Linked DNA regions of Homo sapiens: all the other regions are linked to region 2. A link is a contact called in ENCODE Hi-C or POLR2A ChIA-PET data. All regions are on one chromosome and are shown on one strand. The core of a region is the stretch at or near the end of the contact, and the rest is flanking DNA. Distances in the headings are between cores, read along the strand shown.

Region 1 (4,465 bases), core at 1,413-3,912, 610 kb before region 2:
GGGGAATCCTAAGAATAAAACGGAATTTCTTAGAATTGCAATGCACATTTTGAAAAACGATAAATATTTCTTTCTTGGCAAAGTAAGCTGGCATGGTAACCATTCAAACATGGATTATGAATGATGTGATAAAATAATCCATACAAATGTGAAGGTTAAGACATCATTTTTGTATTTAACAAAATCATATGCATCATTCAAAGCACTACAATGAAGAAGCATTTATTATCAACACTATTCCAAAAGACAAAGTGTTGCTTGGCCAGACACGGTGGCTCACGCTTGTAATCTCGTCACTTCCAGAAGCCGAGGCGAGCAGATCACTTGACTTCAGGAGTTCAAGACCAGCCCAGCCAAAATGGTGAAATCCACCTCCACTAAAAATACAAAAATTAGCCAGGCATGGTGGTGGGTGCCTGTAATCCCAGCTACTTGGGAGGCTGATGCAGAAGAATTACGTGAACCTGGAAGGCGGAGGCTGCAGTGAGCCAAGATGGTGCCACTACACTCCAGCCTGAATGACAGAGGAAGACTCCGTCTCAAAAAAAAGAAAAAAGAAGAGGTGCTGCTTATAAAACAGAATATGACAACTTTATTGGGAGGAAAAAAGGTAATTTTTGCATATGCTGATAAAACTACAAAAAGGGAAAATGGCCAAATACTTATTCAGTAGCAAATACCAGTGAGTGGACGGACATAAATTATAATTTTGATAAAACTACAAAAGGAGGCCGGACACGGTGGCTCACGCCTGTAATCCCAGCACTTTGGGAGGCCGAGGCAGGCGGATCACGAGGTCAGGAGATTGAGACCATCCTGGCTAAACCCCGTCTCTATTAAAAATACAAAAATTAGCCGGGCGTGGTGGCACATGCTTGTAGTCCCAGCTACCCGGGAGGCTGAGGCAGGGGAATCGCTTGAACCGGGGAGGCAGAGGTTGCAGTGAGCCGAGATCGCACCACTGAACTCCAGCCTGGGCAACAGCGAGAAAAAAAAAAAGTAAAAAAGGCCAAATATTTATTCAATATATTTCAATTATTTATTCAATTTATTCAATATATTTATAGCAAATACCAGTGAGTGACAATTATTTAACTAAAATGATATCTGACTAAATGTTGAAGCAAGGCATGTTTGTGACACCAAAAAGTTTATCACAGAAATTCAGGACAGCCAACTGCTATTAAAATGTTCTGGTTTCACCATCTCCTTCTCCAAAAGCCTTCCTAACTTCCAATCAAATGTTATTTTAGGTGTTTGGTAAAATGAGGAATGTTATCAAAAGAGGGGAGGAGAAACTGCTGTTCAAAAAAGTCAATATCCTGAAAGGCTGTGGGAAACTTCCAGACTACAAAAAGCTAGAGACATGATAACTAAATACATTTCCTGACCCTAGACTGGATCCTGTGCTGGAAGGGAAAATTCTAGAAAGGACATTATATGGTCAACTCCCAAAATTAGAATATGGACAGGTTAGAAAAAAGTACTGCATCAATGTAAATTTGTGAAAGTGGTAACGTATTACTGTGGTTATTTAAGAGAATATGCCTATTCTTAGGAAATACACATTCAAGAATTTAGGATTAAGTGGCTACAGTGTATGTAATCTTCCCTGAAATCTCAAAGGGTTTGGAAAAATATTGTATGTCTGTATATTTGCATTTGTTAGCCCATGTCTGTGTGTCTGTATGTGTATCCGTATGAGTGTGTATTTGCAGACAGAGAATTCCAGCACACACAAATGATTAAGCAAATGGATTTAATCTTAACAACAGGTGGATCTGGGTAAAGGACCATCTGGGGATTCTTTGTACTATTTTTCTTTCCGCAACTTTTCAAGTTTCAAACTATTTGCAAATAAAGAGTTTTTGTTTGTTTGTTTGTTTGTTTGTTTGTTTTTTTAAAGCTAACACTGAAAATTGTGAGGTTATGAGGAAAACCTTTACCCTCTCCTTATGTTTGACTGTTTAGTGTTTTCTCTCCTCTGGAAGATTAACTTATTTCAAAGGCTGTCACATGAGGGGGGAAAATTGTAGGTGTTTGGGTAAAATAAAGATGAAAATAACGCTGTGTCTGACTTCACAGGATTTACAACCTAGTGAAGAGGGAAATGCCACTGATGACATGAATTAGTTTTGCCCATAACAGAGCAAGATAAAATACAGAACAATTCAGTTCACACGGGAGACTAAAAAGCACGAGTAAGTTCATCGTTTCTTGTAATTTCAAAGAAAGTGCAGAGCTTAGGACATATTGGTGGCTGTCATTAAAATAAAAGCAGGTACCTGGAGGCCCTGTCAGCCATGCCACACCACAGAAACTGTGACACTGCTGCGGCTAACTCTGCCCTTCCCACAGCTACACCAAATACCATCAGGAAAGACTGGGAAGCCCCCTAAGGTTTCAGCAACTCTGCCAGAGTCAGAACACTGGGGTCAAAAGGAGGTATCAGAAAGCAGTAACAAACGCTCCTTTCCCGCGTCCTGTGGTTGCATAGGAAATGCCCAGGGGCGGGACGGCACAGAAATGCCTGCGATTCGGGGGAGCAAAGTACAAGGGCTTCAGGCATTTCTTCCCCTTTTTAGGGGAAGTAAGACTGTGAACTAGAGAAGCTATTTATTCCCCTCCACCACTTCCCCTCATATCCCATCCGGCCTCCATCCCGGGCTTTCAAAACTCTCACTGTTCACATCTTTACTTTCTGATCCTTTCTCAAGAGGATGTGGAAAAAAATATACAAGAAACACTTCGAGAAAAGGGGGGCAAGCCCACACCACAGCAGGGATGGGAACAAAAGACACCTTCCTCCCTGAAGCATAGCCTGTTGGCTAAGCTGGCTCAGTTTACCTTCTGGAGGTGTGTGGAGGCCACTACGGCCCTCAGGGGGCCTGAGTTGAGAAACCCTGGGCAAAGGTTTAGACGAAGTGGGAAAACCAGTGTTCCTGCTAAAGGAAAAACAAAGACCTTGCCCTCAGCAATAAAGACACATTCCTCCATCTCAGCCCAAGGAAGGCGAGAAGGAGAAAAGATGTCTAATGTTCACTTGCACAACCTGCTGGCTACAGCTCTCCCGCCGGAACTGCGGGAAACGCCACTTTCGGCTTCAGGAGACGCTGGGGACTATCAGTACAGCACGGCACTAGGGGGCGCTGCAGCACAGCATTCTGAAAGTTTCATCTCTCTGGAAATTTGAATAAATATGCAGGTTGTTCCAAATTAACATTCTCTGCCTTCAAAAGGACTGATAGAAATAGGAGATCAGCCCTGAAGTAAGAATGTAAATACTTTGCTGCTGCATTTGTACCTGCAGTTTCCGAGGCAGGTGGACAACTATGACCAATCTCTAAGAACAATCTCCCATTCACAGATGCACAGCTAAGCCTCACAGTGGCAAATGGTATAACCAGGTCACAGTCAAATACACAAGAAGCTGAGAAGTATAAAGTATTCTCCCTCTTCTCCTGATCCAAATAAGCTCAATTTGGGGAAACATGAAAAGAGCAATAGACTGTTTGGCATGATTAAAGCCTTAATCTCATCTACAAAATGAAGGTATGTTGGACCAGACAACTTCTAAAATTCTTCCCATCTCCAAAAGGATCTCTTGGATCTAAAAAGGATTAAGAAACACGGGTTTGAAAATGTCGTCAGACAGGCCGGGCACGGTGGCTCACACCTGTAATCCCAGCACTCTGGGGGGCCGAGGCGGGTGGATCACCTGAGGTCAGGAGTCAGAGAACAGACTGCCAACATGGTGAAACCCTGTCTCTACTAAAAACACAAAAAAAAATTAGCCGGGCATGGTGGCAGGCGCCTCTAATCTCAGCTACTCAGGAGGCTGAGGCAGGAGAATTGCTTGAACCCAGCAGGCAGAGGTTGCAGTGAGCGGAAATCGTGCCATTTGCACTCCAGCCCGGGTAACAAGAGCAAAACTCCGTCTCAAAAAAGAAAAAAGAAAAGAAAGAGAAAAAGAAAAAGAAAATGTCATCAGACTAATGCATGCTACAACAGGATGACTTTGAAAACATTATACTAAGTTAAAGCCACACACAAAGAGCCATAAATTGTTTCTTCCATTCATATGAAATGCCAAGAATAGGCAAATTACCAGACACAGAAAGATCATGGTTGCCAAGGGCTGGGAGGAGAGGAGAATGGGGGAGCGGGAGGCGGTGACTGCTAATGAACATGAGCTTTCTTTTGGGGATGATGAAATGTTCTAAAATGGACTACGGTGTTAGCTGCAAAACTTTGTGAATACACTAAAAACCACTGAAATGCATATTTATTCAAATACACAAACTCCACAGCATGTGAATTATATCTCAATAAAGTTTTAAAAAAGGTCAGTACTTATATCAAAATAAAAATTTTAATTTCTTTACTAGGCTTTATGAATCAAAGCCCAGTAAGTTATGGGTGCTAGCTGATATCTACTGAACAATCATTGTGTGCTTTCAACTTC
Region 2 (4,466 bases), core at 483-2,982:
ATTCAAGAATCCACCACCACATATTGAATCATATAGGAGCCGAGCACTTTATGAGTATGCTTTTTGTTTGTTTTTGAGACAAGGTCTTGCTGTGTTGCCCAGGCTGGAGTGCAGTGGCACAATCATGGCTCACTGCAGCCTCGACCTCCTGGGCTCAGGCAGTCCTCCCACCTCAGCCTCCCTAGTAGCTGGGACTGCAGGTGCACACCACCACACCTGGTAAAAACAAAACCAAACACAACTATAGAGACATGTCTCTGTTGCCCAGACTAGTCTCAAACTCCTGGGCTCAAGTGATCCTCCCGCCACAGACTCCCAAAGTGTTGAGATTACAGGCATAAGCCACTGCGCTAGGGCTTATGTGTGTACTTAATTTAACCCTCATCCTTTAAGGTAGATATTAGTACCCCTATTTTTTAAAAAAATTATTTATTTATTTTTAAGGCAGAGTCTCGCTCTGTCGCCCAAGCTGGAGTGCAGTGGTACGATCTCAGCTCACTGCAACCTCCGCCTCCCAGGTTCAAGCGATTCTCTGCCTCAGCCTCCTGAGTTGCTGGGATTACAGTCATGCGCTACCACACTCAGCTAAGTTTTTATATTTTTGGTAGAGCCGGCGTTTCACCCATGTTGACCAGGCTGGTCTGAAACTTCTGACCTCAAGTGATCCGGCTGCCTCGGCCTCCCCAAGTGCTGGGATTACAGGCGCGAGCCACCCCGCCTGGCTAGTACCCCTATTTTTGTAATGAAGAAGCTGAGGTACAAAGAGGTTAAACAACCTGCTCAAAATTACGAAGTAGAAGCCTGAGGTGGGGTATGGTAATTTGTGATTCTACATTTATCCACCATATTAAGTCAACTGTGTTAAATCATGTTGAAGGAAGATGATGCGCTGTGATCTGTAATATTGGTGCAGTTCAGCATTACCGTGGTGCAGTGTCAAGTTCCAAAAGACACAAAACTGTCTGATCGGCCTGTAGCGCATCACCGCCCACCAGCAGTACCTGAAGACGCTTTCAGTCCCCTGCTAGTGCCGTACGGAGTCCGGGCTGGTCCATTTACATTGAAAACAAACTGATCCTAGCATCTAAGTCACCCAGACATCTTTTAGGCGGCAAGCTTTTCAGACAGTTTAACACATTTATTCTTGTTTTTTCAAAAAGAGCAAACACGTGGCGTTACAAAGGTCCTCCGTTTCGCACGCACCGGTGTCCCGGCAGCGCGCTGCGCGTCGGGAGGCCCAGTCTGTCGTCCCGTGGGGCCGGGGGTCAGGAGGTCGGGCAGGCGGGATTTGGGGTTTCGCGTGTTCCGGACCGGACACTTCGCCATCTTAACGAGCTACCGCCCGGGTTAAGGGGCACCCAGGGCAGGTGCCCGGCCGGGGGTGGGGTGTCCGAGCCGCCGGTGCCTGGACGTGGACCCCTGCAGGAAGGGTCCGCGCGGGAAGCGAGCTCTCCACGAGTCCATGACAGCAGGCCCGCGGGGGCAGGGAGCCTGCGCCAGGCAGTCTTTCTAGATCCTGGCCCAGCCTGGCCGCTTTCGCGCCCGTGCTCCTTTTCGGGGATCCTAGAGCGACGCGCAGAGCGGACCAAGGGTTCCCCCAGCGCGTTCTCGCCGCCTGGCAGCTCGCTGGCCACGCCCCTCCGCTTCCACCCTGCCACCGGCCCCCGCCGCCGCAAATGTCGCGAGACCTTCGTCCATCCTCCCGGCGTGGTCCCGCTGCCCACGGCGTCCAGAGCGCGCACGCAAGCCCCGGGAGCGCGGGACAGACAGGGCACGCTGGGTCGGCGGAGCTGAGGCTCCCAGCTGTGGGCCTCGCTGGCCCGGTCGCCCAGTCTCGCGAGAGTTGGGAGTAAACAGCCCCGAATGGAGTGCCCAGGCGTGTTCGCCGCGGAGGCGCCGTTATCCCGGGCCCGCCGGCCCTGAGCTCCCGGCGGCGCAGGTACGTCAGCCGCCCGCGCGCGGCCTCCCCGACCCGCTCCGCCTAGCGGCGGCGGCCCGCTCGCTCAGGTGTGCCGGTTGCGTCCGAGGCCCCGAGGCGAGGGCTGCGGGGGCCGGGCCGGGTCGGGGGAGGTGGGCGCGGGGCCTCCGGCGCTTGTTTGGACACAGCGTGCCTGTACCGCGGCCCTGCGGGGGTCTGCGCGCTCCGGCAGCTTGTTCCGTTGCCTGGTTTTCTTTACGTGAAATGAGCATTCACCGAGTGAAACAATACGCCCTGCTCTGGCCCGGAGCCTCCAGACAGACTCAATTCTAGGTGCGCTTCCGGGGCAGTGCTGGCGTCAGGTTTAAAAGACGTCGATTCTTTGCCTTATCTCGGTCTGTGCATATTGCGCTGCTGGTTTTTGGAAATGCGGGGATTCTGTTCGGCGAACTCTCAGAACCAGATTGCCTTTTAAACCTGTAGCTTCTTAAAAATCTTGCCTCGCCTTGGCATGGTTGCGCTACCTAAGACCGTTGTGGATCGTCAGTATTTTTATTAAGATGTTTACCTTTCATATTGGGTTGAGCCCCTGAGAATCTTGGCCTATTTGTCTACACAAATTAAGTTATTAGATTCTGATTGACACTTCGAAATTACGTGGAGTGGAATACGACCTGCGTTGAATTCTGGAGACTCATCCTTTAGTCTGAACTGTGTAGGTAAGCCCTCCTAACGTCAAGGTCTCCAATTGTATGTCTACGAAAAGGAGGGCTTGCAGAAGAGAAGTAATTCCTCTCATTTTTTTTTTTTTCAATCTGGAGAATCCGCTTTTATTATTTATACTTATTTTTTAATGTAAGAGCTTCATTGAAGTAGAATTTACATACCATAAAATCCACCTGTTTTAAGTGTACTATTCAGTGGTTTTTAGTAAATTTACAGCAGCACAGCCACTACCAAATCCACTTTTAGAACATTTCCGTTACCCCAAGACCTCTGATGCCCAGTTGTAGTCAATGCCCATTTCCAGGCCCCGCCACAGGCAACCTTTCATCTACTTTGTCTTTCTAGATTTGCCTTTAATGACTATTTCGTATATTCAGATGGAAACATATGATATGCGGCCTTTTGTGTCAGGCTTCTTTCACTTAGCATGTTTTCACAGTTCATCCATGTTGTAGCATGAATCAGGATTTCATTCCTTTTATGACCAAATAATATTCAGTTGTATGGCTATACCACATTTTGTTTAAGCATTTATGCAGAACACTTTTGACAAATAAAAGTTTATTTTATGCTCTAATGTGTGATGCGGATGACAGCAAAACTGTTGATTGAGAATGGGAGCTGGGACCTGACCCAGACACGTGTCAAACGACTGCACTCCCCAGGCACCCCGTATAATCAAGAGTTGGTCCTTTCTATATAAAAAGGGAAAATTCCAATGCAGAGCTTGCGGAACCTTTGAAGCACCTAGGGAAGAAGTGGGAGCTCTTCTAGTCAGGAGGTTAACAAGAACTAGGAAGGCTGGGCCGGGCGCGGTGGCTCACGCCTGTAATCCCACAATTTGGGAGGCCGAGGCGGGCGGATCACAAGGTCAGGTGTTCAAGACCAGCCTGGCCAACGTGGTGAAATCCCGTCTCTACTGAAAATACAAAAATTAGCTGGGCGCAATGGCAGGCGCCTGTAATCCCAGCTACTCGGGAGGCTGAGGCAGGAGAATCCCTTGAACCCAGGCGGCAGAGGTTGTAGTGAGCCAAGATCACGCCGCTGCATTCCAGCCTGGGCGACAGAGTGAGACTATGTCTCAAAAAACAAAAAACAAAAAAAAACTTGGAAGACTGAAGGCTAAGGTGAACTGTACATTGCTGCCATCAGTGCTGCGGAATTCTGCTTGAGGAAACGCTTTATTTATTTTTATTTTTTTGAGACAGAGTCTCGCTCTGTCGCCCAGGCTGGAGTGCAGTGGTGGATCTCGGCTCACTGCAACTTCTGCCTCCCGGGTTCAAGCGATTCTCCTGCCTCAGCCTCCCGAGTAGCCGGGACTGCAGGTGCCCGCCACCACACCCGGCTAATTTTTGTATTTTTAGTAGAGACGGGTTTTTACCATGTTGGTCAGGCTGGTTTCAGACTCCTTGACCTCATGATCCGCCCGCGTCGGCCTCCCAAAGTGCTGGGATTACAGGCGTGAGCTACCGCGCCCAGCTGAGGAAAGGCATTTTAAAGTAAAATAAGGAAGTTAGAAGTTTGGAGGTGCCCTATGTGTGGCCAGCTAATACTGCATGACTAAGGGGTAAGAATAAAAGGAGACAAGAGTGATGTGTGTGAAACAGTAGGCAGTGAAGACACCACAGACCAAGGTTTCTCACTCTTGACTGTAGTGATACATTGGGATGAATTTTTTTTCTTTTTAATACAAGACCACCTGATGGATGGAGTGTGCCAGAATAAATGGTTGCATCGGATGTAAGAATACACCCGAATACACCTTTGTCGACCGGGCGTGATGGCTCACGCCTGTAATCCCAGCACTTTGGGAGGCCGAGGC
Region 3 (5,131 bases), core at 2,206-4,705, 530 kb before region 2:
ATCTGTAGAATCTCTTTCCCCCTTTTTCTCAACTCTATAGGCTGCTGCCAGCTCCCTTCATCTAAAGAAGTGTTTCTGTATCTTTTTTCATTATTGCCCCACAAGAAGGCTTTTAAGATTTTTTTCCCTAATAGCCTCCCCAGCAAAATCTTAACATCACAGATGCACTGTATGTCTGCTCATGTACTGTATGTATAATTGTGTCTTATGCATAAAAGGAGTAAAATTCCTTCCACCCTCCCGAGAACCAATTTTCTCCCACTTCAGGGCAATATCATACTCATTGAGAATCCATGATCTGAGGTAACCATAAGATTTAATCTCCAAAAGGGATACCTCTAAAGAACAGAGGGCATTACGAATATTTATAACGGGGAAACAGGTTACCAGGAACCTCATACCAATGGCTCCCCCACTCTTTACCAACAGCAGCTGTGGGGACAGGAGTTTGTGGAAAGTATAGCAGCCGGGTCTGGCTCTTGGATTTTAATGTGGCTGGTGGGAACAGGCTACATATTTCTAATTAGAACTCCCCCAGTAGCCTGGCTCTGGGGAACTTGCCCTCACTTGCTCTTAGGTCGCAGGGAATCATGACCAGGGAAGACGACTCCAGGCCCTTGGGGTCCGGGTACACGGTGTGTTGCCCTCACCCTAAGGTAGAAGGCTGGGTTCTCAATGGACCTGTCCTTGGAGTTTTTGAGCCCCCAAGCAGGCATGGGAATCCCAGTTTTCTTCCTGTCCCATCCACCTCCTTGGGTTAACGAATGAGTCAAGTTGTCACAAAAAGAAAGCTCCGGAATGTCACATGGAAAAATGAAGACATCTGGCCATAGCGTCTCTACCATCCCTCATACTTCCCACTGTCTGATTTTATGACAATTTCTGCTCCTTGCCCGTTTCCACCTTTACTTGTCATTAAGGAGACTGACAACACCAATGACAAAAAAATCAGTCTGTGATTAGAAATGAGTGAATCAGAAAAAGGATCACACTTCTTAGGCAATTTGCATAGGTGGTGAGTGAACATTCACAGACCTTTGATGATTCGCTGATCTTGTATGGCCGAGACACTCGCGTCTGCCTGCTTCCCTCCATCATTAAAGAGATTTCAGCCCTAGGAGAAGAACAGGATTTCTGAGCATGCAGTCATAACTCTAGGTCATTCATTAATTTCAGGCCCTGCTAGCAGATACCAAGGATGACAGTGAAAACAGTCACACGGAAGAAGGAGGGAGGGAGGACCGTGCACTACAAAGAACTCTTTTACACCGAGTTGAGAAATCATCGGGTTGTTAGAATTGGACAGAACATTTAACTCCCATTCCTTTATCATCTAAAATCTGATATCATGTCATTTGGTTCACTTCCTACAAATAATTACCTTTTGGCTACATCAAGGTTATAATGATAAGTTATCATTTCGGAGCCCAGACTACAGCCCTCGAACCAAGCTAAGTGACTTAAGTGTGCCATCTCATTTAACCCCCACAAAGATTATACTTGGCCAGGCTGATATCACTTATTTCATTTCACAGATGAGGATATTGATCTCATGGTCACAAAGCTAGTAAACGGCCGAGAATCACGCCTCGGTCTGTCCAGCTTCAAAACCTGGATCCATCACCATGACACGCTGCTGAATGAGGCCCGGGTTCGAGAGTATCACACTTTAAAAATATCATGATGCAGATGAGGATGTGGTACAGTGATGACTACCATGTACACAGTACATTCTAGACACACACTGTCCCCAAGTGCTTCTCTGCATCTTCACTTAGTCCCCACTGCAACCCCATGAGGCCAGCACTGTGACTGGAGGATGCTGAGAGCAGTGAGGTGAAATAAGCTGCCCGGCGTCACACAGCTGGGAACTGGCAGAATTGGGATTCCAGCTCAGGGAAGCGCCCATGCTCTTAACTCTTAGGCTACACTGCCTGGCTCTTGGGTGGGGGATCACTGCAGACAGAGTTAAGCTTTGGTGTGTGGGGGGCGGGGGAGGCAGGGGGAGGGGCAGGTGCTTCAAAGATGGAAGGGAACACAGAGAAGGGACTTTGCCAACTAATATTAGCACAAGTCACATACTGAGACGAAGGTTTTAAAGAGGATTTTTTTCCCCCGCTATTTGAGTTCATGAGAAGAGTTTGTTACCTATTGAACAAATAGTCTTCACTAATAAAGAACAATGTGACAAGAAGTCAGCACTGTTCTTAGATAACTGGGGACACAGGGAGGGCACTCCAGTGTTCCCATGGAAGGAATGAATTCGGGCACAGTCCGTCCCGTGCAACTCCCCTAGGGAGAGAAGGGGCAACTGGATTCCTCTCGACAAACTAGAAACTTTGTGACAATGACAAGCTGTTCCCACCCCGGCCCTCCCCTAGGATGCTGGAGAGCCCAGAGAGGGAAGAGAAGAAACCCAGCGTTGGTGCGGTGCCCACCGCGGACTCGACTTCATTCCACCTTCACGCTGAGAGGTGACACCGTCGTTCCCACAGTGAGACCTGGCGCTCGGGTGCCCCAGGGGGGGTTGCCCAAGGTCACAGAACAGCAAGCAGCAGGTGCCCTCTCTCTCCACCGCCCCAGGCAGCCTGCCCAGAATCAACCAGGCCTTCTAACGCTCAACGCTTTATTTTCTAGGCCAAGATACCTAGAGAGAGTTCGCGGGGCCGGAGGCTCCCTGCTGTCTCCTGCAAGTGCGTGGGGGTGGGGTCTGATTTCCACCCGTGTTGGACGTCAGCGGCCTCCGACGCTTTTTGGAAGCAGGTGAAGGGTCAAGGCCACCCCCAAGCACAGTGACAATCCCAGGTCACTGGAAAAGGTCTTCCAGTAAACATGGGACCGCAGGCCCCGTCCGGCCGGGGGTTTCCCAGAGCGCCTCCTCCCCAAGCTCCCTCCCGACCTCAGCGTTGGAGAAAGCGACGCTGCTGACACCGGCTCGCCGGCGGGGTCTCCGGGGACGCCGCTGTCGTTCGCTCGGACCCCGCAGCCCAGGCGGAACTCAGCGCAACGGCCGCCCAGCAGGCTCCAGCCGGCGGCGAGGAGGCGGAGTCGGGACGGCCCGGGGCGGGGGCCACTCACCTGCCACGCGCGGGGCGGTCCGCACAGGCCGCACCTGTGTCACCTGCGGGGGCGGCGGCCCCTCCCCCGGCCGCGGCGCCCCCACTCGCCCACCCGCCCGCCCCGGCACCAAGGGGCGCAGGGGGGTCGCGGCTCGCGGTGGCCGGGGACCCTCCCGATCTCCGCCAGCTCCCCGCCCCGGCCGGGCGCGGCTTCCTGGCGGTCCCGGGCTGGAGGGTGGGCGCGCGCGGAGGCCCACCTGGCAGGACGCGCTACGGACGCGGCGGGGACAGCCCCGGCGGCGGGGCCGGGCGGTCGGGGCGGCGGGGCCCGGGTTCAGGAGACCCCCGGCCAGCCCGCTGCGCAGCCATGGCTCCGCCAGGAAGTGCGAGGCCGAGGGCGGAGGCGGCGCGCGCGGCCAATGGCGGCGGCCGCGGGGAGGCGGGGCCGGGCGGCGCGGGGCGGGGCCTGCGGCTGAGGGCGGGACGCGGGGGCCGTGGGGTGAGCTCGCAGGGTGGACGCCCCCCTCGTCCGCGCCCCGGGGATCCCCGGTGTCCACCCCACCACGACGCCCGACTCCGTCCCTTCAAAGGCAGGCCCCAGCCCCGCCGCGCGAAATGCTCCCTGGTGCCACCCACCGTCACGGACGCAGGGCCACGGCGGGGACCAGACACGCAGGGTCCCGGGCCTCGAGGCACCGACGCGTGCGCTGGGAGCTCTTTGCTGGCCCAGAGTCGCCGGGACGGGCACCGCGCCTCTCGCCTCCTTCCGGGCTGAGCGGGAGCGTCCCTGCGGCCACCCTGCGGCGAGGCCTTTGCTGACCGCTCTGCTCGAAGTCACAGCCCCTCTCTCTGCACCCAACTTCCAACCCCATGCTTCACTTGAGCTCTTATCAGCGTCTAATATTCCAAATAATGTACTAGTTTATTCGGTTTATTGTCTCTCCTCCCTACCAGAAGCCCTCCAGGGCAGGGTTTACTGTTAGTTCTATTCCTGACTGGGTCGTCGCCAAGACTGGCACACAGTAGGTGCTCAGTAAATGTGTATGGAATGAATGAATGTAACCTTCATCGATCCATCTATCAATTGTCACACTTCGCTCATGCTACAGCGGGATGAACCTTGGAGATGTAATACTTAGTGAAAGAAGCCAGACACAAAAGACCACACACTGTATGATTCCGTGTATGTGAAATGTCCGGAACAAGCCAATCCATAGAGACAGAAAGTAGATGAGTGGTTGCCAGGGGCGGGGAGTTGCTGGAGTGGGAAATGGCTGCTGAAGGATCAGCGATTTCTTTTGTGTAGTGCTCACTACAGCCTCCACCTCCCAGGCTCAAGTGATCCTCCTGCCTCAGTCTTTCATGCAGCTGAGACCACAGGTGCCGGCTGCCACACCTGGCTATTTTTTTTTCTTTGATTTTTATAGAGACAGGGTTTCAGTTTGTTGTCCAAGCTGGTCTTGAACCCCTGGGCTCAAGCGATCCTCGTGCCTCGGTATCCCAAAGTGCTGGGATGACATGTGTGAGCCAGCACACCCAGCCCACTTACAGGATCTTTATTTTTTAATTATTTATTTATTTATTTTATTTATTTATTTATTTATTTTTTTTCTTTTTTTTTTTGAGACGGAGTCTCGCTCTGTCGCCCAGGCTGGAGTGCAGTGGCGGGATCTCGGCTCACTGCAAGCTCCGCCTCCCGGGTTCACGCCATTCTCCTGCCTCAGCCTCCCAAGTAGCTGGGACTACAGGCGTCCACCACCTCGCCCGGCTAATTTTTTGTATTTTTAGTAGAGACGGGGTTTCACCGTGTTAGCCGGGATGGTTATTTATTTTTTTGAGACAGAGTCTTTCTGTCACCCCGGCTAGAGTGCAACGGCTCAATCTCAACTCACTGAAATCTCCACTTCCTGGATTCAAGCGATTCTCCTGCCTCAGCCTCCTGAGTAGCTGGGATTACAGGCGCCCACCACCACGCCTGGCTAATTTTTGTATTTTTAGTAGAGATGGGGTTCACCATATTGGCCAGGATGGTCTCAAACTGCTGACCTCGGGTGATCTGCCTGCCTCAGGCT

Evidence for each region. Hi-C counts contacts between places; a loop is a spot of excess contacts on that map. ChIA-PET counts read pairs that join two places held with the same protein, here RNA polymerase II (POLR2A). Pooled maps may share reads with other maps.
Region 1: a loop to region 2 is called in a map of sciatic nerve, with 11 times the contacts of the local background. The contact joins the enhancer-like site here to the promoter of MBTPS1 in region 2. A Hi-C loop is called at or near these places in 1 of 168 maps with a recorded cell type or tissue (sciatic nerve), 2 of 37 single-sample maps with no recorded cell type and 4 of 50 pooled maps. POLR2A ChIA-PET finds 5 or more read pairs at or near these places in 2 of 52 experiments (OCI-LY7 and activated CD4-positive, alpha-beta T cell).
Region 3: a loop to region 2 is called in a map of naive thymus-derived CD4-positive, alpha-beta T cell, with 7 times the contacts of the local background. The contact joins the promoter of KLHL36 here to the promoter of MBTPS1 in region 2. A Hi-C loop is called at or near these places in 1 of 168 maps with a recorded cell type or tissue (naive thymus-derived CD4-positive, alpha-beta T cell), 1 of 37 single-sample maps with no recorded cell type and 6 of 50 pooled maps. POLR2A ChIA-PET finds 5 or more read pairs at or near these places in 4 of 52 experiments (H1, HEK293T, MCF 10A and 1 more).

What each region holds. Positions count from the first base shown.
Region 1 is chr16:84,724,893-84,729,357 of GRCh38, reverse strand. All of the region lies in intron 1 of USP10 (ubiquitin specific peptidase 10), which reads right to left. LOC124903737 (a long non-coding RNA gene) reads left to right here. Exons shown (of 3, transcript XR_007065154.1): 3 at 304-1,877. Among named protein-coding and RNA genes, the nearest start is that of USP10, 27 kb to the right of the region's middle. RefSeq lists enhancers at 2,101-2,601, 2,827-2,876, 3,001-3,295. Within about 2 kb of position 2,662, at least 20 of the 41 ENCODE cell types and tissues checked have a DNase peak (open chromatin) inside an H3K27ac peak, as active enhancers do; they include OCI-LY7, where a contact is called at or near this core.
Region 2 is chr16:84,114,208-84,118,673 of GRCh38, reverse strand. It overlaps MBTPS1 (membrane bound transcription factor peptidase, site 1), which reads left to right and starts at 1,732. Exons shown (of 23, transcript NM_003791.4): 1 at 1,732-1,939. It overlaps MBTPS1-DT (MBTPS1 divergent transcript), which reads right to left and starts at 1,631. Exons shown (of 1, transcript NR_186375.1): 1 at 1-1,631. RefSeq lists an enhancer at 1,002-1,161 and silencers at 1,312-1,411, 1,812-2,241.
Region 3 is chr16:84,646,835-84,651,965 of GRCh38, reverse strand. KLHL36 (kelch like family member 36) reads right to left here and starts at 3,455. Exons shown (of 5, transcript NM_024731.4): 1 at 3,317-3,455; 2 at 1,036-1,114. The coding sequence starts at 1,098. LOC105371376 (a long non-coding RNA gene) reads left to right here and starts at 2,387. Exons shown (of 4, transcript XR_933817.2): 1 at 2,387-2,474; 2 at 2,638-2,763. RefSeq lists silencers at 2,882-3,161, 3,372-3,561, 3,622-3,791.